Linked DNA regions of Homo sapiens: all the other regions are linked to region 5. Evidence: chromatin loops called from intact Hi-C (ENCODE). Cell type or tissue: GM12878. All regions are shown on one strand. Region 1 holds the start of PLEKHG1 (pleckstrin homology and RhoGEF domain containing G1). Region 2 overlaps PLEKHG1 (pleckstrin homology and RhoGEF domain containing G1). Region 3 has its middle 11 kb from the start of ULBP3. Region 4 holds the start of LOC105378052 (a long non-coding RNA gene). Region 5 overlaps PLEKHG1 (pleckstrin homology and RhoGEF domain containing G1). Region 6 has its middle 33 kb from the start of IYD.

The links. Peaks named below come from ENCODE experiments on the same cell type or tissue, not always from the same donor. Only the 100,000 strongest peaks of a DNase experiment are listed, where the experiment ranks them.
Region 1: a loop joins it to region 5, with 2.3 times the contacts of the local background. A loop is called at or near these places in 46 of 110 quality-filtered maps.
Region 2: it touches region 5 in a loop (6-fold over the local background); 24 of 110 quality-filtered maps call a loop at or near these places.
Region 3: it touches region 5 in a loop (7-fold over the local background); 57 of 110 quality-filtered maps call a loop at or near these places.
Region 4: a loop joins it to region 5, with 3 times the contacts of the local background. A loop is called at or near these places in 21 of 110 quality-filtered maps.
Region 6: it touches region 5 in a loop (7-fold over the local background); 11 of 110 quality-filtered maps call a loop at or near these places.

Annotation. Positions count from the first base shown.
Region 1 is chr6:150,598,975-150,603,974 of GRCh38, forward strand. PLEKHG1 (pleckstrin homology and RhoGEF domain containing G1) reads left to right here and starts at 911. Exons shown (of 17, transcript NM_001029884.3): 1 at 911-1,043. RefSeq lists silencers at 399-458, 639-933, 729-1,208, 1,419-1,588. In GM12878, a CTCF peak has its summit at 1,964; a DNase peak (open chromatin) is centred at 384; H3K4me3 peaks cover 1,975 bases.
Region 2 is chr6:150,683,635-150,688,634 of GRCh38, forward strand. All of the region lies in intron 2 of PLEKHG1 (pleckstrin homology and RhoGEF domain containing G1), which reads left to right. Among named protein-coding and RNA genes, the nearest start is that of PLEKHG1, 86 kb to the left of the region's middle. In GM12878, a CTCF peak has its summit at 2,458 (motif pointing right); a DNase peak (open chromatin) is centred at 2,427.
Region 3 is chr6:150,077,888-150,082,887 of GRCh38, forward strand. No RefSeq gene overlaps it. Among named protein-coding and RNA genes, the nearest start is that of ULBP3, 11 kb to the left of the region's middle. In GM12878, a CTCF peak has its summit at 2,945 (motif pointing right); a DNase peak (open chromatin) is centred at 2,974.
Region 4 is chr6:149,931,257-149,936,256 of GRCh38, forward strand. LOC105378052 (a long non-coding RNA gene) reads left to right here and starts at 3,257. Exons shown (of 2, transcript NR_134598.1): 1 at 3,257-3,523; 2 at 4,212-5,000. In GM12878, a CTCF peak has its summit at 3,080 (motif pointing right); a DNase peak (open chromatin) is centred at 3,125; H3K27me3 peaks cover 237 bases.
Region 5 is chr6:150,813,077-150,818,076 of GRCh38, forward strand. The region is part of intron 11 of PLEKHG1 (pleckstrin homology and RhoGEF domain containing G1); the gene reads left to right. Among named protein-coding and RNA genes, the nearest start is that of MTHFD1L, 50 kb to the right of the region's middle. RefSeq lists enhancers at 284-383, 624-773. In GM12878, CTCF peaks have their summits at 2,246 (motif pointing left) and 4,929 (motif pointing right); DNase peaks (open chromatin) are centred at 505, 1,045, 2,225 and 4,945; H3K27ac peaks cover 1,954 bases.
Region 6 is chr6:150,333,058-150,338,057 of GRCh38, forward strand. No RefSeq gene overlaps it. Among named protein-coding and RNA genes, the nearest start is that of IYD, 33 kb to the right of the region's middle. RefSeq lists a silencer at 2,116-2,410. In GM12878, a CTCF peak has its summit at 2,268 (motif pointing left); a DNase peak (open chromatin) is centred at 3,494.

The DNA of each region.
Region 1 (5,000 bases), 210 kb before region 5:
TCTTATTTAAATCACATACAGCAACTCTATGAGGTAGGCACTATCATCATCATCATCATCATCATCTCCATTTTACAGATGAGGAAACAGACAGAACACAGAGAGGTTAAAGCGTTCTCTCAAGGCCACACAGCTAGCAAGTGGTAAGGCTGAAGGTCTGTTAACAACTAAGAGTGCAATCAAATCCACCACCAAACCTAAGGGGGTCCACAGGCGACCCTGATACGTCCGACTTTGGCGGGAGATTAGTGTTAAGAAATGACTTCACATGCCTTTAACTGTCGCTGCAGGCACCTTTGATTGGAGTCATAACTTTACTGCAGAGCCGGTGCCTTTAAACATCTCTCTGGCTGTCACCGGTTATTCTTTACCTCCGTTTCCACTTTTACTTTCTCTAGGCAAAGGTCGTTTGGTGCTTTAACCGAGGTGATTAGGGTAATGACGCCTGAAGAACACCGGGCTTCCCCCTCTTTTCACTTGATTACCGGCAAAGCTTCTATGTAAAACTAGAATGTTCACTAAAACCATGATTTTGGGTATTATTTTAAAGGACTCACATAGGAAATTATTACGTCCAAAGGAAAGCTAAACCTGAAGAGCTAGGAAAATGAAAAAAAGTGATGTGTCTGCGAAAACAGTAGCAGAATTAAAAAAAAAAAAAACTTTATTCCCCCCGAAGCTGTAATTTGACTGTTCTCTTTGGCAAGGCTCCAGAGACAAGGCCAAGTGCCTAATTTCTCTTTCTCTTCGCCCCCCTCCTCTCCACCTTTTTCACCCTCAGGGCAGAGGGGAGGCGGGACGAGCGATCCACTGCTCCGGCCGCCGAAGCTGGCGTCTGGGCGCGGGGAGGGGCGGGCCGGGGCGCGGCCGAGCAGTGGGGCCGAGCCCGAGGAAGAGGAAGTCGGAGCCCGAGCCTGAGCCCGAGCCCGAGCCCGACGGCGGCTGCAGGGCGCTCCGGCAGCCCGAGCCGGCGCAGCGCAGCCCGCACCCTCCCCGCCCGACCTGCGAGCGCCGCCCGGGCATGCGAAGCCGTCCCTCCCCGGGTAAGCGCCGGTCGGGCCCGGACGCCCTGGGGACTTTTCCAGGGATGGGAGGGGGGACCCGGGGACCTCCGGCGGGAGCCCCACATCCGCAGGTGGGGCCGGGCGGAGCGTGGTACCCGGGCCCCGCCGGCCCCCTGCGCGCCCCTCCGCAGTGGGGACGGAGGGCCTTGGGGGGCGCCGAGCGGTGGGGACAGAGGGCGCCGGGGGCACCGCGCGGTGGGGACGGAGGGCGCTGGGGGGCGCCGCGTCTCGGGGGTCGGAGTCGGGTCGGGGATGCTGCCCGCCGCCGCCCCGCTTGGGGTTCCGCGCCCCCAAGTTCCCGGTGCTCCCGCCCCTCGCCCCAGCGGCTGCAACATCAGCGCGCAGAGGAGTTTCTGCGAGCACCCGGGAGTTGTAGCCACCGCTTCCCCACCCCCGACTCAGCAGGACAGCCCCAGAACGGGACCCCACAGCCAGTCAGCTGGGTCAGCTCCCCAGCAGCGAAGCCGGGAGCCCGAGGACCCGGGGACGCGCGGTGGGGGCGGCGGCCGAGCTGCTGCGGCGCTCAGGGCTTGGGGGCGCCCCCGTTCTGCAGATGCGCTTTTCAGGGGGTGGGGAGTCAAGAGCCTGTGGCTCTTCCGTCACGGGGTAAACGGTAACACCTGGGCGGCCGCGACTCTGCGAGCGTTCTGGCCTCGGCGGGCGGCGGGGAACCGCAGTGATGCCCGAGCTCGCCCCTTTTGTGTCCTCGCGGTGAGCCCCGTTCCGAAGCCGGAAGCTTGGGAACGCTCTAACTGGGAGAACGGCGCTCGGCTGGTCAATTCATTCCGCTCCTCGGAAACAATGAGCTGGATCCTTGACTTGAATGTGCTGGCGGAGCGGGGTTTGTAAGCCGGCGTTTCATCCAGCTCTGGTCCTCAAGGCGCCCTTTGTACCACCCGCAGGTGGCCGAGGCTACTGCACGTATTTTCGAAATCACCGAGTGTGGGTGTTTGGGGCAGGTATCACCCCGCGAGGACCATCTCAGACTGAGAGTTGGTTTAGGAGTTTTGAACAGATTGGATACAGAACTATATTGTGTTTTGTATTTAGACCGGGGGAAAGACTAGAATGTTAACTCTAGGGTCCAGTTTGTCATCTAACAGAATTCCGGGCTTGGGTAGGTCCTGTAATGCGGTACAATAACAACCAGGTGTTAAAACCGGCATCTTCTGGATTCTCAGATTCTGTAGACAGCATACTTCTAAAAAATGTAGAGATTTTGGATTTTGATTAAATTGCTGTTAAAAACATTTCCAAGCCCATCATTTCAGGAGATCAGAAAATTTTCGAACTTTAATTTTGCCCTGTGGGACCCTGGGCAAGATACTTGCCTCTGGTCGTCTTGGCTGCCTCCCTTATAAAGCAGTGCACACGAACCAGATAGCTTCTACGGCCTCCTGCTCATTCCTCATCCCCCTCCCAAACCCCTACCCCCTGTAATTTGGTCTACAATATTTAAGACAGAGAGAAAAGTAACGGGTTGATGTTTGACTCTCTCAGCATTTTGAGTCTGGCTTCCCAATTCCTGACTTGACTTTTTGTCTCATTTGAGGTCCCAATTCTAAGCCACCAAACCACCTGACTAAAGAAACTTTTTTCTTCAGAGTGCTCCCACCTCCCTGGCTTCATCCTCAAATAGGTCATCAGTAGCAGTCCACAGTCAACAGCAATGGCTGCACGACCTTCCCCATCCTTGTGTAGCAGCCCCCCAAGTCCTCTGCTAAAGGGCAAAGCAAAGTGAGAAACAGTTACCTGGCAATCAGATGCCAGATAACTGCCCCGATTCTGCTCGTCCTTGGTGGCATTTTCCTGCTTCCCCTACTCTAAATGGGCACCCTGAATTAGGGGCACCAGCTTCCTTCAATGCCTTTAATATAGGTGACTGTCACCGAATACAGGCTTAAATATTTCAGTGGGGGATTCAGGCTGTAGTTCAAAGAAGTTAAATGATCATTTTTAAAACAATAGGAAGTGGCAACATAATTTTTCAAAACCAAGAATAACCAGTCCTATGTTGTGTTCCCCCTTTGCGGATATGATTTTTCAGTGATTTAATTAAGATCGAATGGTTCATAGTCTGTCCCATAAATATGGGAAATGCTTGAGTAGCACTAAATCTCTTGAGCCCTTCGTCAACCAAAAGCAATTCCTGAAGCTATTATCTTAATGGCGGCCGTTCACTTTTTTGCAGATTTCTTTTCCTCTCCACTCCTTTCATTGCTGGTGGTTGGTCTTTCAAGCAGTTGTCATCTTTTAATCCTCCTGCAGCATGATTAGGTCCCTGGAATATTAAACCCAGAAGGGCTCTTGGATGACCTAGTCCAGCCCTACATCTTAAAGATTTAGGAAGTCTGGTTAAGATCCAGTGATCTAGAATTAGCCTACTTGTGTGATGCTCACATCTACGTCTCTGTAGCTTTGAGACCTTCACTTCTTTAAGGAAATTACTTAGATATGGATTATTTCATAACCAGGAAAAGTAAAAATCATAGTTGGTGTCTCTCGGTTTTCTCACCTTTCCTCATTTTCACACCTTTCCTCCTTTCTTCTCCGCCCTTGTCTCAAGTTATGCCAAGGATTAAATGAAATGATTCGTATCAGTGTTTGGCACATATGGTGTGCTTTGAAGATGATTGTTGTTGATAAACCAAGTCCCAGGAGTGTATGATTTTGCAGAAGTTTATACATAGCTCTGGACTGTCAGAACTGTGATTTAACCAAGGTTCTCTTCTCTCTCCCCTGCCCCTCTTGAACTGCACTGCCTAAGAAATGTTGGTTGCATGGAGACATATTTTTAATTAAATGTAATGGTTCAGTCTTTAAGAAAAAATTATAGATCGAGACCATCCTGGCTAACACGGTGAAACCCCGTCTCTACTAAAAATACAAAAAATTAGCCGGGCGAGGTGGCGGGCACCTGTAGTCCCAGCTACTCAAAAGGCTGAGGCAGGAGAATGGCGTGAACCCCGGGGGGCGGAGCCTGCAGTGAGCCGAGATCGCGCCACTGCACTCCAACCTGGGCGACAGCGAGACTCCGTCTCAAAAAAAAAAAAAATAAAAAAAAAGAAAAGAAAAAATTATAATCCCTTGTCTCTTTTGACTTAGGAAAAATATGGTTTCTAATGCGAAATGTTGGTGTATTCAGGCAGGGATGGGAAGGAAAACATTTTTTAGACAAAGGGTCTGTAAGCAACCTCATGCTTGTGTGTGGCAAGGCATCTCAGATATTAATGTTTCATCACAGGCTTGCATCAATCTTGCTTGATAAAATTAAAAGCTGATCCCAATCCATTCGGTCATTCAGAGTCACGGGCAGTCTGTGCCAAGTAGAATTTACTGACAGAAGAGTCAGCTTTCAAGTGATTAAGAGATGACTACATCTTCAGCTTTATATTGTCTATGCTGATGAAAAGCAATAAATGCTTTAGCTGAGAAGACAGAAGTATATGGCTAATCACCTAGCGATGGGGCCCAGGTTTGCTGTGGAATACCTGGGCCATAGCGTATCTAATGCTGCAAAACAGCTTCAGGTATGCCTGGGTGATTTCCAGTCCAGTGATTAGGAGTTGACTGTGTATCTAGAATAGTCTTCATGTTTGAGGCTGAGTATCTTTTCAATATGTAAACCTAAGGTTAAAAAAAACAAAAAACAAAACCAAAAACACTTTTTCTGATGAGATACAAGCCAAAGTAAAAATTTCCACATCTAAACATCCTTTGGTAAATATTGAATTACCGTTTGATGGAAAGCTAAATCCTGCTGGATTCGTGGATCCGCAAATCCATAACTCTCCTCTTCTTTTCCCCTCCCTTCGTGGTCCTAGAGGGAAGGCAATTTGAAGAGTGTTAATGGTAGGCTAAGTTTTTTAAAAATTCCATCTACACCCACTTGTAATAACCTGATGGGAGGAGAGTCAGGGCTTTCACTCGGTCTTT
Region 2 (5,000 bases), 130 kb before region 5:
CATCCACCTGCTATAACTGGCAAACTAAGGATGACAGAGTGTTCAATGATGCTGTTCAACTTGAACCCTGAGTTGACACACGGACCCCTCTGCGCTAGTATCCAGGGCATAGGACGTCTGAAGGAAAGATGGAGCCATTCTTGGTGGGGCGGAAGAGGCAGGAAACTGCTGCCTGGACAAATCGTGTTCTGGGCCAAAGCATCACAGGCGAGTGAAATATGGGAATATTGAAGGGGCCTGGGATGGAGGTAAGATGGAGCGATCCTATGGTTTGGCACCTGCAGCCAGGGTGGTGGCAAGGGCAGTGGCAAGTAGTGGGTTTCATGGAAGGATAAAAGTATCAGGCAGCCTCCTCGGGCGGAGACCGCAGGTAGATGTCCCTGGCCTCTGGGACTGTCTTCACCCAACAGTCTATGTGCTGGGTACATACGCTATGCTGGGCACAAAGAAGGCTGTGGTCCATGACTTCAAGAAGCCCTCAGGCTAGTAAATTGGCATCTTCATATTATCCTTAGATCCAGGCTGACAATGTAAGCAAATGTGGAAAGCGTTAGAAAATGCAGGCTCCCTGGCACTATCTTAGACCTCATAGAACAGCCATTTCAGAGCAAGTCCTGGGAATCTCCATCCCATTAAGTGCCCCCTGAGGCTTGGGGATAGATAGTTGCGTGAGACAAACTGTAGCAAGTAAATCATCGCAACAAAGTGCGAGAAGTACTGTGATTGGCTGTTTCGGGAATGACGAATGCACAAAGGAGGTTCTCCTACGTGGGAAATCCAGGTGCGGCTTGGGGACTAGTATTTGAAATTTCAACTGGCTCCATCTGCCTACTTTCTCACATACCTCCATATGCTGTCTGGTGGCTGATGGCAGCAGCTGTGCAGGGGTTTCAGTGTCTGAATTTGGGCAGTTTGCTGTGCTTCCGAAATGGTTCTGGCCAACCCTGTGTCTCCCCTTGGACTTCTGATTGGCCCATGGGGGATGAGGATTTTTGGATCTGTGGCAGCAGTAATGATCGAGGCCTCCAAGAAGAGCACCACTAGGAGGGTGTTAGTAGATTTTTAATAGCCTTCATACCGAGTCCTTTAGATGTGTTTCTTTTCTCAGTGTGTCCCTTTTCATGGCGGGGGGTTGGGGTGTATCTTACAATAAGACAGGTTTGGGATGGGGGGAAATGACTTCATGGGCTTGCTGTTGAGCTGCTTCCCTTTGCATCTCCGGGAAAGGCGTGGTTCACCCGCAGCAGGTCCGGTTAAGGAAGCACGTGTGTGCTTTCAGCATCGCTGCGTTTTCTCTGCCACTTCACCCTAAGGATGGGGTCAAAGTTGCTTCTGCTTCTCTTGATAGAGGCTCTCTTCAACTCCCTACCACTCCTAATTCTCAGCCCTTGCAGTTTCCTGCAGTGGAACACGAAGTTCCAAAGAGATGGTTCCAGGTGAATGCACAGCTGTGTTCCCACCTCCTGATCCTGTCTCCAATGAGTGACACTGGGCCGTTCTTCAAGATCTCTCCTTAACCCCCTCTTCCAAGACAGGACCAAACCCCACACTTGAGCACTGGGCTCCCCTGCTCTCTTCCCTGATGCCACCCCACTCCCACAGGGCGTGGCCCCAGCAGAAGACAGCTTCAGCCTGTTTTATTGACTCTGGGTGTGACAGGAACAGAGATTTTGAAGGCCTCTTTGCCCTTTTCCCTAGAGAGTAGGTGGCTTTGCCCCTGAGCAGCAATCCGCTGAACCCATCTGAGCCCAGCTCAGCCCTCTGTGGCAGAAGGAGCTTCCCGTGGAAAAGAGGAATCCCACTCCAGTGAGGAAGGAGAGGCACCCAACAAGGAGGCCCAGGACATGTGTCTCTCATCAAGGGCTGCCCCTCTGAGATGGTGCTGCAGGAATCCCGCCCTGAGATTGGGGTGTGGAGAGAATAGAGCCAATAGCTTCCTACTCTTCTACCATTTTAAAATCCCATCCTGCATTTCGACTTTCTCTCTGACCACAGTGATACTAAAGGTTTTCTGAATTTTGGAAAGGTCAAAATAATAAGGTAAATGTCAACAAAATGAATATGTAAGGTGTGTATCCTCAGAATACTCTTTCTTTGGTAAATTGTAGTTTTATTTAAATGTGATCAGTTTTAGGTGATACGGGGAATTTGCCTACCTCCTGCAGAAACTATCTTGATCTTATTAAATTAAATAAGATGTAACTAGGGAAGGGGGGAAAAAAGAGTGAAATCAGGCATGGATCATTCCATCTGTGTAACCCGTAAAAGTCATAACAACAGTAAATGATACCAAAACCTCTCAGGCTGCCTACAGCCAATTCAATCTCAACTTCTACCACCTAGGCTGAATGACTATAGCATACAGAGATGGCCAAGGGATTCTAGAACTTTCTAGAGCTACTTGCTCCTCCCCCTGTTTCAATGCAGTCATTGGTCACTGCCCAGTGTGCACCTGGCACCTGACCAGTAGGGGGCACACGGGAGCAGTGTTGTGTATGAGCTCAGCTCAGGCACCAGCTGGTCAGGATGAGGCACCTCTACCTGGGCTCCACAGGAGAGCTAATTAGGTCATTGGATTCGATTCATCTTTTAAAAGTCTTTGAGAGTTTACTTGATTCGGATTTTTATTAAATCTCTTAACCAACTTTCGTCATTCTCAAATGCCAGTATAATTCTGTGAACACTCCAAACATTAGAAATACTTTTCTTATATTGTAAACAAATTCTGTTTATGTAGAAGATGGTTCTCTTTGGAAAAACAATGCCTGAAAGCTCTTCCAATTTAGCAAGGAAAATAGTCTGAGAAAAGAGAAATAGGTATGCAGGTACATGCCCCGCCTCAGCCCTCCCACACGTGGTCATTTTTGCTTGTTGAAAAATTAGACTTTAAGTAAAAAATGAAGCATCGAGAATGATCACTCATATAAAGGAGACTGTGCTTTTATGATATTGGCCTTTCTCTTCTGTTGATTGACTTTATTCCTATTCTTCATTTTTATGTTTCCTGTTGTCTGTTTTTCTCTTGTCTCACCTCCCAAGCTTTCTTTCCCTGGGCCTCCCGAGGGAGGTCTGATAACGCAAGAAGGATGAGAATGTGGGCGGGAGATGAGGGCGGGAGGAACTGCCCGGACCTGTCAGCCTTGGGTGTAGCACCTGCAAGGAGGACATGATTCTCCTGCGGTGACAGCCTGACCGGGCCCCCCACCCACCAAGGCAGGACCACGGCGACCTGGGGAGCATGCTGCCAGCAGCTATGGTGGGGGCTTTGGTCAGAGGATGGAGGAATCGAAGCTCTCCTCAAAGGGCTGAGTCAAAACTTCTTATCCGACCGAGCCAAGATGGAATTGCAATTCAGGGTATGTTTGACACCTTGATGTGATTGTGTGGCCCTTTGTAAAGGGTTCAGAGGGTGATCATGAGCTTATAAGCTTTTCTCCACCTTCAAATGGAATTGACAAATCCAGAATCTGTTTTTTTCCTCAGGTTATCATAAATTGTGACTAATTTTACTTGTGGGAGGTCTATTTTCCTTTCCTAATCAAAGACTTCAGTAGTCACGTAATACCTTCAGTAGTCACATAGTAAAAGATTATTACTACCTTCTTTTTTTCCAGAGCTTTTACTTTAAGATGGAATTCTTGTTCTGTGGTATTTGTGTTTGCCTAGTAGGATGAAAAAGGTATACTGGCTTTTGGCAAATTTTAGTCTAAATTGCATCACTTTATTATGTCTGGAATGGGAGATGTGGAGAGTACTTAATTTCTGGGTTTTCTCAGTAATTCTTTTTATTTTCTGTTTTGTTACTATCGTTTTGAGGCAACAATAGAACTAGTGACAAAAATATAGCTTTCTTGTTAACTTAGTTCAAAGGGTTATTATGGCCTTTTTCTGAAATAAATTTTCATTAGAATGAAATACTTTGGAAATACCTGACCTCGTTCTCTTCTGTCTGGACCTTGGACTCCTTAATGGTACTTACTAGAAGGGAGCTCTTTGGTCTTGCCGACGATGGACCCATGGGAGGAACACAGTGCCAGCTGAGGAAGCAAGTCTGAGCATAGAAGTCATAGACTCCCAGGGGCTCTCAGAGCTGGCCTGCTGCCCCTCCATGCTCTCATCTGACCCCACGCCCTGAGAGTCTCCTAGGGAGTAAACACGAGTGTTCTTGCATTTCAACAAATATGTATTGAAAGCAAATATATACCAGACATTTTTTTAGGCAGCGGCATGCTCTGATCTATAGCTAATCTACTTTTAAGAGGTATAAAAAACAAATGTTATCATCTGTTTTGTTTGGACAGTGGTTTCCAGCCATACTTTTCAGGCTGGCTATATTCAAGAAGAGTCCAGCCAAGAAACTCTTTTGAAAATAGCCTGATAAGTATTCACTGCAAAATAGTAAATTTGTCATTTAACCAGGTATCCAAACGAGACAAGGCTGTTCTATGTTCTTAACTGCCAAAGGATGAGTGATTATTTGTAAAACCTAGGCATTCCGTAAGAAGTGCGAATCACAGTATTTAAAAAATTAATCATCTGATTTTGCTCCTTTGCTTCTCAGATGAGAAAACAGAGCTCAGGGAAGTTGATTACTGAGCTTCAGGCAGCACAGTCAATAAAGTGGCAAAGCAGGCCTGGAATCACATGTCCCAGACTCTTAATCTTACATTTTCTTCCTTTGTTTTTTTTTTTATTTTATTTTTTGAGAAGGAGTCTCACTCTGTCACCCAGGCTGGAGTGTAGTGGCGTGATCTTGGCTCACCGCAACCTCCGCCTCCCGGGTTCAAGTGATTCTCATACCTCAGCCTCCTGAGTAGCTGAGATTACAGGCATGCTCCACCATGCTTGGCTAATTTTTGTATTTTTTAGTAGAAACAGGGCTTCACCATATTGGCCAGGCTAGTCTTGAACTCCTGACCTCAGGTGATCCACCTGCGTTGGCCTCCCAAAGAGGCCTTCTCTCTTTGGGATTACAGCCATAAGCCACCAAGCCCAACCAT
Region 3 (5,000 bases), 740 kb before region 5:
CCGGGCTGAAGTGCAGTGGTGCCATCTCGGCTCACTGCAACCTCTATTTCCTGGGTTCAATTGATTCTCGTGCTTTAGCCTCCTGAGTAGCTGGGTCTATAGACGTGCCCAACCACACCAGCTAATTTTTGTATTTTTAGTAGAGACAGGGTTTCATGATGTTGGCCTGACTGGTCTTGAACTCCTGGCCTCAGGTGATTCTCCCGCCTTGGTCTCCCAAAGTGCTGGGATTATAGGCGTGAGCCACCACACCTGGCCAGATAATTCTTAAATCTAAAGTTGCGAGGTCTAACCCAGCAGTTACTAGCTACATGAGGCTATTGAAAGGTTGAAATGTGACTACTTTGAATTGAGATGTACTGTAGTATACGGTGCACACCAAATTTCAAAGGTTTAGTATAAAAATGTCAAATGTCGGCCAGGTGCAGTGGCTCACGCCTGTAATCCCAGCATTTGGGAGGCCGAGGCGGGCGGACCACGAGGTCAGGAGATGGAGAACATCCTGGCTAACACGGTGAAACCCCGTCTCTACTAAAAATACAAAAAATTAGCCGGGTGTGGTGGTGGGTGCCTGTAGTCCCAGCTACTCAGGAGGCTGAGGCAGGAGAATGGCGTGAACCCGGGAGGCGGAGCTTGCAGTGAGCCAAGATCGCGCCACTGCACTCCAGCCTGGGCGACACAGTGAGACTCTGTCTCAAAAAAAAAAAAAAGTCAAATGTCTAATTATTCATTTATCTATTGATGACATGTTGAAATAATAGTTTTGGTTTAAAAAATGGAGTTAAAACATATTGAGTTAAAAATATTGTAAAAATGTATTTCATCTGTTTCTTTTTATTTTTTCAATAAAAATATTGAATATTCTAGTGAACAATAAAAATATTGTTCACTAGAATATTTAAAATTCCCTGTGTGGCTCACACTTGTGGCTTGCATTATATTTCTATCAGAGGACTGATCTAGAGGTTCCATGTATCTTCTGTCTCTGTTGCACATTTCAGCTGGTTCTCATTTTTGCTATCTTATCTCCCTATGTGGTTGGTTATCTTTGTCTATGTTCTGGATACGATGTTTTAAAAATTGCTGTTGACAGAATATAAAGTGTAGGATGGGCTGGCCATAGTGACTCATTCCTATAATCCCAGCACTTTGTGAGGCTGAGGTGGGGCAGATGGCTTGAAGCCAGATGTTTGAGACCAGTCTGGGCAACATGGTAAAACCTTGTCTCTAGTAAAAATACAAAAATTAGCTGGGCATGGTGTCATGCACCTGTAGTTTCAGCTACTCGGGAGACTGAGGTGGGAGGATCACCTGGGCCTGGGAGGTGGAGGCTGCTGTGTGCTGTGATCGTGCCACTGCACTCTAGCCTGGGTGACAGAATGAGACCCCATCTCAAAAAAAAAAAAAATAGGATGATATTACCTTCCTCCAGAAATGAATTTCATTTGCTTATATCAGGCACTTTGTAGCTATAAAATTGCTTGAATTTTGCTGCAGGAATTGAGATATTTTGGGACATTCAGAAGCCTTGAACCTGGACTGCCTTCTGTTTGAAGACTGGTTGATCTTCAGTCCACCTTTACTCCGAGGGTCCAGTCCCACTCTTGGCAGACTCTGGACTCCAACATCTGTTTGCATAGCCCCATGAAGCCATCCAAAGCCCATGTGAGCCACTAGGATCAAAAGGCTGCTGACTCTTTACCACATCACTACTGCCACAGTTAGGAAGCCACCAAGACAAGGAAGGAATCCATCCATAATCAGAAACCTACCACCCTCAGAAGCCACATCCGCTGTTGCCTGCTCCAGACCCCACTGTGCCTGCGAAGATTTTCAGCTTCAAAGTGGATGCCACGTGCCCTGCTCTCAGCACCTCAGAGCCAGCGACCAGAGCCCAAGACCTCAGCTAATGCTGCCCAGAAACCTGAATATCTCCCCTGCTGGGCTTGGCAGCAAGAGCAGCAGATGCCTGGTCCCTGCTGCAATTCCCCCACATTAGAGTGACTGAATCTGCACCACATCCTGACTCTGGTTGTAAAGGAGTCTGGGAAATGTAGTTTTTAGCTTTCCTGTTTCTGTAGTATAGGAAGGCACAGCAGAAAGCAGGTGAATGGATTTATCCTTCCCCCATCTGCCCTCCAAGTACATACAATTATAATACCATTTGGTTTAAGTTTCAAAATATGCAAAATGATACCATATCTTGCTTACTGATATATCATACACGTGTAAATTCATGTACATCCATACACCTGTATCCATGTATCTACATATGTGCATATCCATATCTAAGTATACAATTGCCACAAAGACAGTAAGATCAGTAGTGGTTTCAAGCACCGGCCCTGCAGTCAGACTGCCTGCTTCAAAACCTGTGTTTGTGTGACATGGAGCATGCACGTTTCCTCAGTCTTGATTGCAAAGCTTATGCTTCTCTGTGTGTAAAATAGGCATCATGATAGTACCCACCTCAATATATTGCTGTGGGCCTCAAATAAGCCAATGCCTGTAATAGACTTAGCATGGTGCTTGGCTCGTGGTAATAAATACTCAGTGAATTGTAGCTCTTTCCATCATAGATAGCAGAAGGCCTAGGTGGTCAACCCAACTCACTGTATCAGCCTGACAAGCCACTTAACTCCTCCGGGTGTTCATTTCTTGTCTTTCAGATGAGGCAGTTGCCCTAAATGAGGTGAGTTCCTAAGCCAATGTCTCCAGGTCCTTAGGGGAGAGTGAGGTTATTTCCTTGGCATTTTATGGTGGGCATTGGAGAATCTGGCTTCCAGAGTTTTTATTGTTATTTTTTTCTTACAAACTCTTGTCGTTCTAACTTATCTCTAGATGCTACCTGAGAGAAACAGAAGATAAAACTACCACCAGGACGCACCAGCAGCATGACACAGGGCCAGTGACTTCGGCTGCTAAAATCAAGACGTACACCAGAGGGCGCTGCAGTTAAAGAGCGAGGCAGAGGTGAGCGGGCTGCCCGGGTCCAGTCTCCTAGGGTCTAGAAAAGCTATGAGCACAGGCCTTGGGGAGGCGGTAGGAGGACCTGAGGCTTCCATGAAAACCAAGGGCAAACATACTGTTTCATTCAGGCTTCGGCTACCTGGATGTGTGTTCCTCGGGAGAGTGGTTGTGTGTGGTTTTCGCACACCGATATGGATTGTTCTTATAAAGCTGAAAGGGCCACGTTCATAAAACAAAAATAAATAACAAAAATAAAAGCTTTTATCTTTTGCTGTGAATTCTTTTTTTTTTTTTTTTCTGAGACGGAGTCTCGCTCTGTCACCCAGGCTGGAGTGCAGTGGCGGGATCCCGGCTCACTGCAAGCTCCGCCTCCCGGGTTCACACCATTCTCCTGCCTCAGCCTCCCGAGTAGCTGGGACTACAGGTGTCCGCCACCGCACCGGCTAATTTTTTTGTATTTTTAGTAGAGGTGGGGTTTCACCGTGTTAGCCAGGATGGTCTCGATCTCCCGACCTCGTGATCCGCCTGCCTCGGCCTTCCAAATTACAGGCATGAGCCACCGCGCCGGGCCATGAATTCTTAAATAATGAAAAGTGCCTGCAGACTTCTCCTACTCGGTGAATGAGAAAATGTCCATGTTGGCACCCCGTCAAGAGGATAGGTTTTCACAGTACTTAGGGGAGACAACCTCCAGAAATAAAATAACCTTGTGGCAGTTTACTCACAGTGACTTCAGTCCTCAGGGAAAATATGGGCTCAACAAACTGTACACTAGGACTATAATAAATATTGGAGATGGATAATAATTAAAATATAATTTCAGTTAGTTGAAATATTATTCCATCAAACCATTTTTAACTCCAATACAGATATACTTTTTGAAAAAAAAAATGGAAATACAGGCAACTTCATAGAAAAAAGGCCCTCATAAATGTTAAATTTAAATTTTTTTTTTTTTTTTTTTTTAGACAGGGTCTCTCTCTGTCACCCAGGCAATCTCAGCTCACTGCAAACTCTGCCTCCTGGGCTCATGCAATCCTCTTGCCTCAGCCCCCAACCCCCAACCCCCACCCCCTCGCGGCAGTAGCTGAAATTACAGGCATGTACCACCACACCCAGCTAATTTTTGTATTTTTAGTAGAGATAGCATTTCACCATGTTGGCCAGGCTGGTCTTGAACTTCTGGCCTCAAGCGATTTGTTCACCTCGGCCTCCCTAGAAAACATTTAAATTATCTCTTGATAGCTGTTTGTGTGAGAGGTGTTTATACTGTCGTGTGCTGTTTTTTCTGTTAACATAATTTCAAGAAAACAAATGAAGATTTTTATGCAAATAACCTTTTATAATACAATAAACTGCCCTTATGGAGGTTCAGAAATGATGAAAGTTAGGCAAATGAAGCCTCATAGATAACAAAAGGGTTCCCACTAACTCCTGCCCTCCATCTTAACCTCGGCACTGCGTGTTCAGAAAATCAGAAGGCTGGAAACTCTTACCAGTTCTAACTCAGTGGATGGATGAGGGATCCATCCATCCCACAGAGAGAACATATGAAAATTCCAAAATCTGAGCAGATACCTGCACAGTGCATTAGCTACCCTACAAAAGGAAGTGCTTAAATACAATTTTTAAAATGTTTTGGTTACTGGCTGGGCGCGGTGGCTCTCACGCCTGTAATCCCAGCACTTTGGGAGGCTGAGGCGGGTGGATCACGAGGTCAGGAGATTGAGACCATCCTGGCTAACACGGTGAAACCCCGTCTATATAAAAAAAAAAAAAAACACAAAAAATTAGCTGGGAGTGGTGGCGGGCACCCATATTCCCAGTTACTCGGGAGGCTGAGGCAGGAGAATGGCGTGAACCCGGGAGGCGGAGCTTGCGGTGAGTGGAGATCGCGCCACTGCACTCCAGCCTGGGCGATGGAGCGAGACTCCGTCTCAAAAAAAAAAAAAAAGTTTTGGTTACTAAGAGCTATCAAAAAGAAGTGTGGTTGCTTTTCACAAGAAGTTGACAATAAACTTTTTAGTGAT
Region 4 (5,000 bases), 880 kb before region 5:
TCAGCCACTATGGAAAGCAGTTTGGAGATTTCTCAAAGAACCAAAAATAGAACTACCATTTGACCCAGCAATTCCACTGCTGGGGATATACTTAAAGGAGAATAATTTATTCAGTCCAATAGGCCCGTATGTTCATTGCAGTGCTATTCTCACTAGCAAGGACACAGAATCAATCTAAGTGCCCAGGAGCAGTGGACTGAATGAAGAAAACCTGGTACATATGGACCATGGAAATCCATGCAGCCATGAAACACAACAAAGTCAAGTTCTTTTCAGCAACATGGTTGGAATTGGAGGCCATTATCCTAGGTGACCTAACACAAGAACAGGCAACTGCACACCGCAGGTTCCCGTTTATAAGTGGGAGCTAAACATTAAATACACATGAATGTAAAGATGGGAACCACAGACACTGGAGATCACTAGACAGGGGAGTGGGGAGGGGCACGTGGGCTGAAGAACCACCCACTGGGTATGATGCTTACTGTCTGGGATTATTGGGACCCCAAGCCGCAGCCTCCCACAATTGACCCATGTAACAAACCTGCACGTGTACTCTTTATAATAAAAGTTGAAAATAAAAATGAATAAATATGATGGCGAGGATGTGGAGAAATAAGAGCTCTTCTACACTGTTGGTGGGAGTGTAAATTAGTTCAACCATTGTGGAAGACAGTGTGGTGATTCGTCAAGAATCTAGAACGAGTAATACCGTTTGACACAGCAATCCCATTACTGGGTGTATACCCAAAGGATCATAAATCATTCTACTATAAAAACACATACACAGGTATGTTTATTGCAGCACTATTTACAATAGCAAAGACTTGGAACCAACCTGAATGGCTATCAATAATAGACCAGATAAAGAAAACGTGGCACATATATACCAGGCAATAGTATGCAGCCATAAAAAAGAATGAATTCAGGCCGGGCGCGGTGGCTCACGCCTGTACTACCAGCACTTTGGGAGGCCAAGGCGGGCAGATCACGAGGTCAGGAGATCAAGACAATCCTGGATAACACGGCAAAACCCCGTCTCTACTAAAAATACAAAAAATAGACGGGTTTGGTGGCAGGCACCTATAGTCCCAGTTACTCGGGAGGCTGAGGCAGGAGAATGGCGTGAACCTAGGAGGCAGAACTTGCAGTGAGCCGAGATTGCGCCACTGCATTCCAGCCTGGGTGACAGAGTGGTGAGACTCCATCTCAAAAAAAAAAAAAAAAAAAAAAAAAAGAATGAGTTCATGTCCTTTGCAGGGACATGAATGAAGCTGGAAACCATCATTCTCAGCAAACTAACACAGGAACAGAAAACCGAATGTTCTCACTCATAAGCGGGAGTTGACCAATGAGAACACATGGACACAGGGAGGAGAACATCACACACCGGGGCCTGTCAGGGGGTTGGGGGCAAGGGGAGAGAGAGCATTAGGACAAATACCTAATGCATGTGGGGCTTAAAACCTAGGTGATGGATTGATAGGTGCAGTAAACCACCATGGCAGATGTATACCTATGTAACAAACCTGCGCATTCTGCACATGTATCCAATAACTTAAAGTAAAATTTAAAAATAAAAATGAATAAACAAATTGACACGAGGCAAAAAAAAGTGGGTTTAACTGACACAGGCAAGAGAGAACTCTGCACTATAAACTCTAACCCTGCCCTAGAAAAATAAACTCTAGTCATTTAAAATAATTATAAGGTGTATGATCATAATTTTATAAAAATTGAAGATGATTCTACTAAAACCCTAACATTAAACTGTGCATAATGGAATTTCAGATGATTTCCACCTTGTTCTTTATTCCTTTTTTGTTCCATTTTCAAGTGACCTTTTTTGTTTATCCTCAGGAACTCATTGCTCCCAGCTGTCCCCTTCTGTACCCACCCTCTCCTTTTCCAGGGTCCGCCCCAGCCCTTCCTCTGACCTGAAACTATGGCTTCCTTGGCACTGAAGGCACAGGAGCTGCATTCAGCCTCGGGAGAGAGTAGGACAAGGGCAGGTAGTGGAGGTGGTCTTGGCGCAAACGAATCTAACAGCGCCCAGTCTCCATTGCAGATGGCTGCATTTCTCCACATGTTATCTACAAGCAAACCAAACTTACCCCTTTCCTGATTGGTTTCTCACTCTGCCCAACTCCTACTTGAAAATTCATATTCTTCCACCTAACATTTCTTTCTACTTCTTGTCTTCACAATATATTCTGATTTATTGTGCCCAGGAAACACTGGTCTACACCACATCCTAAGTTACCATCTAAAGTGTAGTGAACAAATGGACAGGAAAGAGGCCGCTGCCCCACTCACTGCCTCTCATTTATTCACTCACAGGGTAAGTACAGCCTCAGAACCAACAGTGAGCTGTGCTGTGGATACTTCTCTGAGGAAAACAGACAAAATCCGTGCTCCAGTGGGGACAGCAGGTGAACGTAATGAGCAGGTGCATTGCATCAGGTGTAGGAAAGTGACAGATGATTCAGGTGGTGGGGAGCAAGGTAATGGAGAGGAAGAGTGGGAAGGGAGTCTCCAGGTCCTCAACAGGCTAAACAGGAAGGACTCCCAAAAAAGTAACATGTGTGTCCTGGCTTCATGCCTTCCTGCAGGAGGCAGAGCCCATGAAATGTACTGGAGTGGTCCAGGGAAAATCCAGAAGGTGCCTTTGTAACATTTTCAAGACAACCCTATAAAAAAAGAGTACCCAAGAATGTATTCGTTAAGTAGTCAGGAGCAAACAATAAATATTTATGACCTAGCAATTTTATTGCCATTTAAGAAAATATTTCACATAAATTGAAAAAGTAGTATGTTTATTTCTTTCTTAAATAAGCACAAATGTTTACTAATGGACATGTGTACCTACTGGGCACTGAACAACTTCTCAAACTTTGGAAGCAGATTGGACACAGCCACCCTGATTTCCTATTTCATACCTATTTTTGCAGGGATTCTTGGTTTTTTATCACAGCAACTGTTGAAATCACAGATTGTAAAACTACAATGTCATCTAAAGCAATGGTGCATAGTCTGATGTTGAAACTATAAAATACTTTGGATCAGTACTTCCTGCGGTGTCCAGCAGATGGCACCACTAATCTTTCAAATATTTCAATAAGCCCAGAGGGTTTGCTCACAGTGAGTTTGTGACATCATGGCGGATGAGACAATTGTGACATCATGGTGGATGAGACAATTGTGACATCATGGTGGATGAGAGATCAATAAAGAGTTTATTTCAGGGGATTGGGGCAGTTCCTCTCACCCTGCAGATCAAGATGCCCTGAGGGCAAAGAGCAGAGGGGTGCTCTCTGGTGGCCCAGCAGTTCTGCCCCAGGGGAGAGGTTTCTCTTTTACTACCGCGAAAACCCACAGGACGCTGCTTCATCCCAGAGCCAAGGATACCAGGAAGGAAGGTCAGAGTGAGGAGGTGTCTGAGTGTTTCAGATCACACAGTGACATACTGCTTGATGGCTTCAGAAATCCTTCATGAGCTGGGAGACAGCCCCAGAGGTGACAGGTGAGTGGGTGGGATGGGACAGACACAAGAACTCTCGAGATGACACCCACTTTCTCCCGTGTGTTTATGTATGTCTGTGTGTGCACGTGCGTGTGTGTGTGTGTCTGTATTTGTGCATGAACGTTTGTATGTTTGTATGTGTGTGTCTGTGTGCCTGTGTGTGTGCATATGTGTGTGTGCCTGTGTAGTGTGTGTGTGAGACTGTGCATGCGACTGTGTGTGTTTGTGTGAGACTATGCATGCATGTCTCTCTGTGTGTGTGAGACCACATGTGCATATCTCTATGTGTGTGTCTGTGTGTGTGTGGGAGTGTATGCTATATGTATATGTATGAATGGTGACTTGATTTCCTGTGAAGGGAGACAGGGACCCCAGGACAGGTTCCTGCCCACCCCTCCTTCCCTACCTTCCTTCCAGATATTCCCTCCTCCCTGTGGAAAGAGTCTACCCCAGTAACTAAGGGTTCATTACTGCAGACTTCTCATAGCTCCCCAAAGTTCTATGATATTTGCACCCCAGGCCTCCTCCTCATGCTTGTCCCTCTGCTGGGTGCCCTGTCTTCTCCTCCCACCTGGCCACACTGTATTCTTCCAGTTTCTACAAGAGCAGTCTGAAATGCCACCTCCCAAGAAACCTCCATGCAACTTCCCAAGCAGAATGAGTCACCCCCTCTTCTGCCCTTTCATAGCCCCAACCATCTCGAGGACAACACATCAGCAGCAGCAGCCACGTAGATGTTTGTTTCTGTACCTGGATTCTAAGTGCCTGAAGGACTGGACATATCTGGTTTCTAAGTTCCAGGAGGACTGGACACATCCATCACCCACGTGTAAACCCAGCACCTAGCACAGTGCCTGCCATACGATAGGGTTTAAGACGCATGGGAGGAATCTAATCATCAGACTACCAAAGGGCTGCTAGAACTCAGAAAGGGATCCCCATCATTTGGGGGATGGGATAAAGGTCTTCATTTCTGTTCTTTCCAGCACCAACCTCCATGGCTCCACTCATCCCTGCTCCTTCCTCCTATTAAGATTGGCTGGTCAGGAGAGGGGTAGGGGCAGGAGCAGCTATACCTGGTCTCCTCCACCATCCACGGTGGGGTGCACTCTTGGTGGGACCTGGTGAGCATGACAGCACCTGGGCCTAGGGGACCTGGAGCCTCCACAGACCCACAGAGAGCAAGAGGAGCTGTTCAGCCACTTGCAGAGACAGCCAGAGAGTGCTTCAAGGACTGCGTGGAGCTCTGGAGAAGCAGGGAATTCAGGGCCCTCTTTTGTGAGGCATGAGAAATTTAGGCAGGATCATGTCTACAAAAGAGGCTGTCACTTTGGCTTATCAATATTTTCACCTCGTTACCCCTTCCAGATCAGAATGGGTGCTTTATTTGTTTTTATGGATTATTGTGTCAACCAAAACGAGAGTTCAGAGTCACTCTAAAGATTTGAAACTCCTTCAAGATTTGATGAATGCGCAT
Region 5 (5,000 bases):
GGGCAGATCACGAGGTCAGGAGATCAAGACCATCCTGGCTAACACGGTGAAACCCCATCTCTACTAAAAATACAAAAAATTAGCTAGGCGTGGTGGCGGGTGCCTGTAGTCCCAGCTACGCGGGAGGCTGAGGCAGGAGAATGGCGTGAACCCGGGAGGCGGAGCTTGCATTGAGCCGAGATCACGCCACTGCACTACGGCCTGGGCGACAGAGTGAGACTCTGTCTCAAAAAAAAAAAAAAACAAAATGGACCAGTCACTAGAGATGACTAGAATAGCCTGTGAAAGACATCAAAGACCCAACTGAGGCTGGCCCCCATGAATCAGTGTGATGACGTCATTTCAAAATCTGCTCAGCAGCTTGGAAACTACTGGTGAAAACCGTGGTGTGTGTGGGTTCCTCCAGGTTGGGAACCGGCAGAGCTGGTAGGGGAAGGTTCCCAGGGCGGGGGTGGGGAGGGTGCCAGTGAGCACGCAGTTGCAGTAATTGGGCATGACATTAGGCTGAGTGAAGAGGAAAACCAGCTGGCGACAGAGGCGTGGGGTGAGGGACTGCAGTATTGTCATAAAGCCCGGTTCAGCAGGACTTAATGTGAGAGAGAAGGAAATACCCTAATCTGTAATTGAAGAAGGGACTTTTGGAGTCCTGCCTTAGAGGTGGGACGGTTTTGAGTGTGATCAGGTTCTGGAGGTGGCTCTGATTCTGTGCTGCTGCTCTGGAGTGGAGGAAAAGGTCATTAGAAAGTGGTCAAGGAACTAGGGTGGTGGGTGGATTATTCACATGGATGGTGAAACAGTCCAAGTTGGGGCTGGGAGGAGTGAGGTGGAGCAGACAATGGGATGATGATCATGAAAATTGAACTGGGTGGAAAATAAGGGCTGAGATTTCTGAGAAAGGGGACAGTCTGTTTTGTTCTCTGTATATTTTGACAAGCATTTGAAGCTTGTTCTCAGGACTGCCAGCAATGATTTGGTCCTCAGGAAATGAATGTGCATAGGTGTGGACTTGGACCTAAGCATGAGTTTTCATTTCGTCAGGGTGTTATGAGATGAAAGGGAGCTCATGCAGAGAGGGGACTGCATTTTCTTTATGATTAGTCATTTTGTTGCTGGCCTGGTGCCTTAGAATGCCCTTCTGAGCAATGGCAGAGTATCTTTGATGGGCCCCACCCATTGTTTACCTGTCTGCTGGGAAAATCAAAATTGCTAACAAGATTCTGAAAGGCAGTTACAAAATGAGACCCCCTTACATACCTGTCTTTCTCCCACGCTAGGCGTGTGTGCCTCAGGAAGTTCCCTTTAAGTATTCAAATGGTTAATATAGTCAATATAACATCGTACTTTCTCCCCAAGTTGTCGATCCTTTCTATCTAAAAACATCTTTTCAGTTACAACTTATTGAGCATACACACTGTGCTGAGTACTTTATATTCTTATTTCACCCTCACCAAAATATGTTATGAGGTAGTTCTTATTCTTCCCATTCTAGAAAAAATAAAAACAGAGGCTGAGAGACATTAAATAAACTGCCCAAGTTTATATAACTAGTACATGACCAAGCCTGGATTGGTCTATCTGGCTCCAAAGAGCATCCTAACCACATTATTCCCACTGGCAATAAAAACACCTTTTTTTGTTTTGTTTTGTTTTGAAACAGCGTCTCACTCTGTCACCCAGGCTGGAGTGCAGTGGTGCAATCTCCATACAAGAAAAAGCACACTGCCACCTCCACCTTCTGGGTTCAAGTATTCTTGTGCCTCAGCCACCCGAGTAGCTGGGACTACAGGCGCACACCACCACACCTGGCTAATTTTTGTATTTTTAGTAGAGATGAGGTTTCACCATGTTGGCCAGGCTGGTCTCGAACTCCCGGCCTCAAGTGATCCACCTGCCTCAGCCTCTCCCAAAGTGCTAGGATTACAGGCACAAGCCACCACACCCAGCCTCAAACACGCTTGTCTAATATACTTTATTCACTATAATGTAATCATAATTTTCTATTTAAGCAGGATTATCATTAAAGTGAACTTTCCACATCTTTCCTCGAGATTATTTCTTATTTTCCTAAAGTTTTCAAAATGTATTTCTATTATTTCTGTGAAATGAATGCATAGTGGGAAATTTTAAACATCAAGAAATGTATCACCAGTCTAATAATGTCAACACAGCTGTGGGAAACTCATTAGTTACAGCCTCCCAGCTGCCTTCCGTTCTTTTAATTCAATGATGGTCCTTGGCTGACACCTAGTGGAAATCCTGGAAACAGTACTTTAAAAATTAAATGTCCAGACAAAAAAAAATTCTTGAAGTCAGCTTTACAGATACCAGGGAACTTCTTGGAAATAGCCATATTGCCCATTAGTATATGTGGTAAATAAATTTAACTCTTCTCCAAATTAATTGAAAATAAAGGTGAAGGTATTTTGCATTTTATATATTAGTATGTTTCTGTAATTGCACTTCCCAGAGAGAGACTGAGCTAACATTTGTGTTTGCAAGTAATTTCAACTCATAATCTCAAACTCTGAATGTATGAGAGAGATAGCTATCAGGTTACAAAAATTGAAGCATTTGTTTTCTCTAAGGTGACTGTGTTGAGGCTCCCCCAAGCCCCACACTTTTTCACTAAACGTGATCGCCACTTAGCCGAAATATTTGTACTGGGATATCACAGATGGTAGCAAAATAGAGTAAAATTATTTTAAAAGTTATTTTTAGCATAGTGTTTTGTAGGTTAAATTATACTACCCTTAAAAAATGAAAATAACTTTAAAGAGGCAAGAAAGGCTACAATCCCCTAGGACAGTGGTCTTCAACCTTTTGGGCACCAGGGATTGGTTTTGTGGAAGATAATTTTTCCACGGATGGAGGCAGGGGGAGGCTTTTGGGATGATGAAAGCACATTACGTTTATTGTGCACTTTATTTCTATTACTACATGGTAATATATAATGAAATCGTTCTACAGCTCACCATAATGTGGAATCAGTGGGAGCCCTGAGCTTGTTCTAGCCCTGAGCAACTAGACAGTCCCATCTGGGGGTGATGGGAGACAGCGACACCCCAAGTGTGTTGCTTATGTCCAGTCTGCTCTCATCTTATTTTGGTCACTGTCACTGCAGAAAACCCTGCTTCACAAAGATAGGATGTTGGAAATGGAAGCAGGCTTTTGTGCTTTTGTGGCAATCTCAGGATATTCGCCTGGACTTTAATCCAGAATGTAAGGAGGTTTGAAGTTGTCTCAAACATACTTTTTTTTTTTTTTTTTTTTTTTTTTTTTTTGAGATGGAGTCTCATTCTGTTGCCTAGGCTGGAGTGCAGTGGTGCTGCAACCTCTGCCTTCCCAGGTTCAAGCAATTCTCCTGCCTCAGCCTCCTGAGTAGCTGGGATGTCAGGCACACACCACCACGCACAGCTAATTTTTGTATTTTTAGTAGAGACGGTTTCACCGTGTTGGTCAGGCTGGTCTTGAACTCCTGACCTCGTGATCTGCCCGCCTCAGCCTCTCAAAGTGCTGAGATCATAGGCGTGAGATACCACGCCCGGCCTCAAACATACTTTTAAGGCCACCAGATGCAGCTGTACAATTGAAGTACATCAACTCACTTGCCACGATAAAGCCTGCCACCAGATGCAGCTTAATTGCTCCTTGACACTCACTGACAGGGTTTTGATATGAATCTGCAAGCAATTGATTTATTATGGTCTCTGTGCAGTCAAACCTCTCTGCTAACGTTAATCTGCTCCTCAGTGCTAGCATCACTGCCTCAGCTCCACTTCAGATCATCAGGCATTAGATTCTCACAAGGAGTGCTGCAACCTAGATCCCTCGCATGCATAATTCACAGTAGGGTTCACACTCCTATGAGTATCTAATGCTGCCACTGATCTGATAGGAGGCAGAGCTCAGGCTGTAATGCGAGCCATGAGGAGCCACTGTAAATCCAGACGAAGCTTCTCTCGCTTGCCCACCACTCACCTCCTGCTGTGCGGCCCAGTTCCTAACAGGCTACGAACTAGTACTAGTCTGTGGCTCGGGGGTTGGGGACCCCTGCCCTAGGAGAGTGGGTGGAACTCACCAGTTGAGCTGATCATTGAATCCTAATGACCATTCTGAAAGAGAGGCTCCCTGATCCCACTGTCCAGTTGAGCTCGGAGAGCACCCACCTAGTGAAGTGCCTGAGCTGGGATCACAGACATTGTCCTTCAGGGCCGTCTCACTCTGGGAGATTCTGGGGCACACAGAAGAGATGGGAGGTGCAGGGAGTTGGGGAAACAGAGAGACTTAGCTCATGATAATCACAGCATTCTGCAGGAGGAAAGACAACAATGAGAGGAAACTTCCAGCAGCCATTTTGCAATTAACTCAAAATAGTTACAAGGCCATAGTGTCATGGTGAGGGCTGGTGATAAAGATACCAGGCTCCGTGCCTTGAGCTTTTGAGTCAGTAGATCAGGGTTGGGTGGCAAGAATCTGCATTTTTTTTTTTTTTTTTTTTTGAGACGGAGTCTTGCTCTGTCGCCCAGGCTAGAGTGCAGTGGCTCAATCTCGGCTCACTGCAACCTCCGCTTCCTGGGTTCAAGCGATTCTCCTGCCTCAGCCTCCCTGTTAGCTGGGATTACAGGCACCCGCCACCATGCCTGGCTAATCTTTGTATTTTTAGTAGAGACGGGGTTTCACCATATTGGCCAGGCTGGTCTTGAACTCCTGACCTTGTGATTGTGATCTGCCCGCCTCAGCCTCCCAAAGTGCTGGGATTACAGGCGTGAGCTACCGCGCCCAGCCGAGAATCTGCATTTTTAATAAGCTGGCCAATGAGTGCTGATGATCAGCCAGGCTTCGGAACCAGCCTCCCTCCCTCCTCTTTCACAGGATTGGGGGTGCAGTCTTAGCTCCGGTGCCTTGATGGTGTAGCAGCTATTACCCACTTGAGGGCGCTCATCTGCTTGAATTCCCTGCACTGTGTGTAAATGCTTAACATAAATAGCGAGTTTTTAAAC
Region 6 (5,000 bases), 480 kb before region 5:
ATAGTTTGTGCCAGGTGATAGTGGGTGAGTTGATAGTGTGCACGAGTTGATAGTGTGCACGTGATAGTGTGTGCACGAGTTGACAGTGTGTGAGTTGATAGTGTGTCAGTTGATAGCATGTGAGTTGATAGTGTGTGCATGAGTTGCTAGTGCACGAGTTGATTGAGTTGATAGTATGCAAGTTGATAGTGTGCACGAGTTGGTATTGTGTGCAAGTTGATAGTGTGCACGAGTTGATAGTTGCAGGTTGATAGTGTGTGCACGAGTTAACAGTGTGCAAGTTGATAGTGTGTGCATGAGTTGCTAGTGCGCGAGTTGATTGAGTTGATAGTGTGCAAGTTGATAGTGTGCACAATTTGATATTGTGCGCGAGTTGATAGTGTGCACGAGTTGATAATGCGTGCGAGTTGATAGTGTGTGCGAATTGATAGGGTGCATGAGTCAGGCTACTCTGATTACTGGCTTTGCCTGCACTGCCTGTTGCGGTGGCCACGCCCACCTTGCCTTTGGTGATTGAGTGTTGCCATTTGGCTTCTGCCATCCTGAGATCCAATTACTCTCATTGCCTTGAGATCTTCAAATTGTGTGACTGGGGTCCCACTGTAAGTTCTGATCTACAGAGAAGACCAGTCCCAGCACTCTTCAGGGACACTCCAAGGACTGTCATCACCGGTTTATTTTTTAAAGCATTTGCCACAGGTATGTCTTCTGGCTCCTCCCAGTGGAGGTGAGCAGGTCTTTAATGGCAAATCCACTCTGACATTCCAATCTTCCTAAACCCTGGAATCCCATCCCCTACCTTAAATCAAGGGAGATGGGACATTTTCAGTTTGCTCATGGCGGGCCATTTTTTGACCCACATTTCAGTCAATCAACCCAGCAAACTGTTAGAGCCCTTTCCCTCTCCCTGTGTGCAACACTGCACGCAGAATCTCTGTTTGGTGGGCCCACACCAATACAGTTGGCCGGATCCAACTTGATGTTCCTTCTACCATTATCCCATACCCTTGATATCCCTCCCTGCACACTCTCCCTGGGTTTCTGTCTGTATAAATTGGAAACATAAAGTAGTTTTTTGCAGTGTAGTGCGCTCCTCACAAGCCACACGTCGACCCTCACCTTTAGGAACCTGCTGGAACTTGAGTCTGGTCATAGGTCTAGAAGCAAACAGGGGTGAGGGGGGCGGGTTCTGAGGAGAATCAGCATTGCCTTGCATGGCAACTGCCTCAGGGGAGGCCATTCACATTTCCTCTGGCCATGCAAGGTGAAACCCCTCGTAGGGATGTAGAAAGGCTGGTATCACTGCTGGGTAGGAAGGCCACATCTCCCGGGTTGGGGACAGCGCTTCTGCTGGGGCTTGCAAAGGCCACTTTTGCTGATGGTTGCGAGGTCTCTTTCACTGGCAGAAAAGACTCATCAGAATTTAGGGTCTCAGTGTCCCCAGCTTCATCAGGGTCTTCCCACACATCTCTGATCCAACGGACAGGATTCTATTCTGTCTTAATCAATGCCCTCACTTTACCAGTCATAGTAACGCAGCCAGTCTCAGTCTATGGCCTTCTTGTATTTATTATGGTGATTTTTTTTCTGTGTGTCTGGTTGTAGGGGGATTTTCACATTGAAAGCCAAAGGGGCACAGCACAGTCTCTGTCCTTGAGCTGCACCCACTTAACCAAAGTCCTGCCAGGCAGGCCTCTACTCCAGGTCTTCTGACTGCCACGTTCATATTGTTTTCACTCTTCACGGTAGCCAGGGATCCCACAGCCAAGGCCTGGGGGAGCACCTGACTAGTCGGTCGGGAAAGACACAGCCCCAAAGAGAAAAACCCAGGAGAGAAATTAGAGGGGAAAGGTGTGATCATGTCAGGATTTGATGGCTACACTGTGGTTCCTCTTGGTGACCAAGACCTCAATTCCACGAGCATTTGCCAAACACCTTTTAGGGCAGGTAGGTTCCATTCCTATACTGCCATCAATCCATAGGAACACAAGGATGAGAAGAGATAGTCCTGCCTCAGGGGTTTCCTATCTGTCAGGGAAGGTAGGTGCACAAATAGCCATACTTCTACGGTTCATGTTAATCTTCCTTTATGCAAATCTTCAGAATACAGTGTGGTTGTTTAGATAGAATCTAATAGGACCATGTAGGATCTATTGTCTAATAGGTAATTGTGTCATGGAAAAATAAAATGTATTAATTCAACATTTCATGGAAACTTTGCAGCAGCTTCAATTGGTCCTGTTTGTACCTCTCACCCCACCTTGTGGCCATTTATCTGAGTTGCAAGGTCAGTTCTTGGGTGAATCCTCTTGGAAAATGAATTTGCAGATCTAAATGTATCTTGAAATGTTACCAAACGTCTCAGAGAATGACAGCCTAACTGTTGAATGGGACATCTTTTGTACTTTGGAGCCCTGGAAACTTCTCAGTACATTTTGTCTGGCTGTTTTTTGAAACTGAAAAATATTACCTTTTCGCTTAGGTGGTTTTCATGAGTTGATTTCTAAAGAGGAAAGGATCTTTTAAGTGTTTTTTCCAGCCATGTTTTGTTAGACCAAGACAACCAGAGAGACAGAGAGAGAAAGAAAGAGAGGAAGAGAGAGAAGAAAGGTGAGGAGAGGAGAGGGGAAGAAAGAGAAAAATTAATAAAATACAAACAGTAAAACAACAACAACAACAAAAGCAAAACCAACTATTTTTGAAAGCACTAAATCTTAAATAGCACAAAAGTAAGATATTTTGTTCCAAATATATGAAGGCATTATATATGGCTATCCCATCTATCAAGTGCTGTATAGTTTTATGATCAAGACGTATTTATTAAGTAGCCTTTTTTTCCTACTAGGCATGGTGCAAAGTGAGTTAAGCAGATTAATTCCAAAGGCTTAAAGTAGCAACACCATTATTAAAAGTTACTATTATTCCAGAAGGAAAAATAAAATAGGAAAAATTAGCAGTTTGTTATTAGGTGTAAATAGTGATAACAAGAACTCAAATACTTGTTGGTGTCAAGAGATCGGGAATGGGAACCTTCAGTCTTCAGCCATGATCTTCATCAATTGGTTTTCCCATTATATGAGATTACATTTTGACATTTTCCACTCCAAAGCAACTTTAAGTCCTGTCTTCCAACCAATTGCTGCTCCTAACTCTCTCCTATAGAAATTGTGGAGCCACCATCTCTAAACATCCTGCCTAACAGGACTTCTAGAAGTTCGCCAAAGGTCTCCTCAACCCCAGTTCAGTGATATAATTTTGGTTTCTGAAGAGTGTTGACATTTATGGATCGTCTGGTTGGAGAACTAAAGAAATTTCTGGCAAGTGGATACCACATTGACAAGGTGCTCATCAGCTGGGTGAGTGAGCCAGTTAATTACTCTAGTGTGACTCACAAGCCTGCCAGTCATTAAACAAAGCAGGCTGTTCATTGTGTTTAACTGCGAGATCTGCCAGACTCAACTCAAAAGGTGGTTTCCTTTAGCTGCAAACTGCGTGCAATTCAGATCTCTCATTCCCATGACCATAAGACTGCAGGCTAATGTGAGGTCAAAAAGTATTCAAAATATCTGGCGGAAATGCCTGGTTCATATTTAAAACAAAGGTTTAGTAAAAAGAAAAGATGAAAATGATTTGAAAGGGACTAATTACAATAACCACAAATGAACCAAATAACAAGTCAAAAATTTAGCAAGAAGTCCCTGAATAGCTACTTCCCTGAGTGGCTAAGATGGCAGGTTTAAAGAGATGTAATGTGGAAGATTATTTTAATGCCCAGGAGAAAACATATATTTCATTCATAGATAATAGATATAAAATCTAAATCAGATGGGCTCACAGAGAGAAGAACAGAGAGGTAAGGAAAAAGGAGGCAGTGGAGCACATTCGTTCACTCATTCATTCATTCATTCATTCAGCATTTATTTATCGAGTGCCTAAATCTATTCATTCATTCAGCTCAGCATTCATTTGAGTGCAGGTACTCACCTAGGCAAGAATGATACCAAAGCCAGAGAGTCTGTGTTTATGGAGCTTCAGCCTAGATGGAGGCAAGAACATGAATAGTGTCAGCTGGGACCATGGCTACTAGGAGAGGTAGCTGTGCCGTATAATATTTTTAAAAGGAACAAATAGGCACAGAAAGGCTCCTGAGAAAGTGACACTTGGGTTGAAAGGGGTTAATTCCTAGACAAGAGGAGAAGAGTCCTGCAGGTAGTGGGAACAGCATGAGGAAAGGCCCTGTGGCACGAGGAGCCCGGTGAGTACAAGGGCCTGTGAAAGAGCAGTGTGGCTGCGGCGCAGGCTGTGAGCTGGTAGGACCTGGAAGATGCAGGGCTCTGAGGGCCGTGTCGGGAGTGAATCGGTAACATGCTCTGTTCCCCTGCTCCTCTCAGAAAGTAAGTAGATCTCCTGCTTAGAGGAATGTGACAAGGCAGAAAAGAACTGCAAGGCTCCTCTGGCTTTGGTTTTCATAAAAAAAAGTGTTAGTGGGTGCCTAGTGTAGTGGCTCACGCCTGTAATCCCAGCACTTTGGGAGGCCGAGGTGGGCAGATGCCTTTGAGTCCAGGAGTTTGAGACCAGCCTGGCCAAAATGGTGAAACCCTGTCCGCCAAAAAATACAAAAATAAGCCAGGCATTGTGGCTCATGCTTGTAGTTCCGGCTACTACGGAGGCTCAGGTGGGAGGATCACTTGAGCCCAGGAGCTGGAGGTTGCAGTGAGCCGAGATCACACCACTGCACTCCAGCCTGGGTGAGAGAGCGAGACCCTGTCTCAAAAATAAAAATAAAAATAAAATAAAATAAAATAAAATAAAATGTGTTAGGGGAATGCAAGGGACTCCCAATTCAGGAAAAATGTTTAGAAGGTCTCCTTCCATTAAACTTGAAAGAGTTCCCTGGGGGCTGAGGAAGGAAGAGGAAGGTGAGGAAAGGGGTGGATGTGGGTGCAGAGGATCCCACTGAGAGGGTTCCTGCTCTCCACTCTTCCTAGAGAACCCAGGGT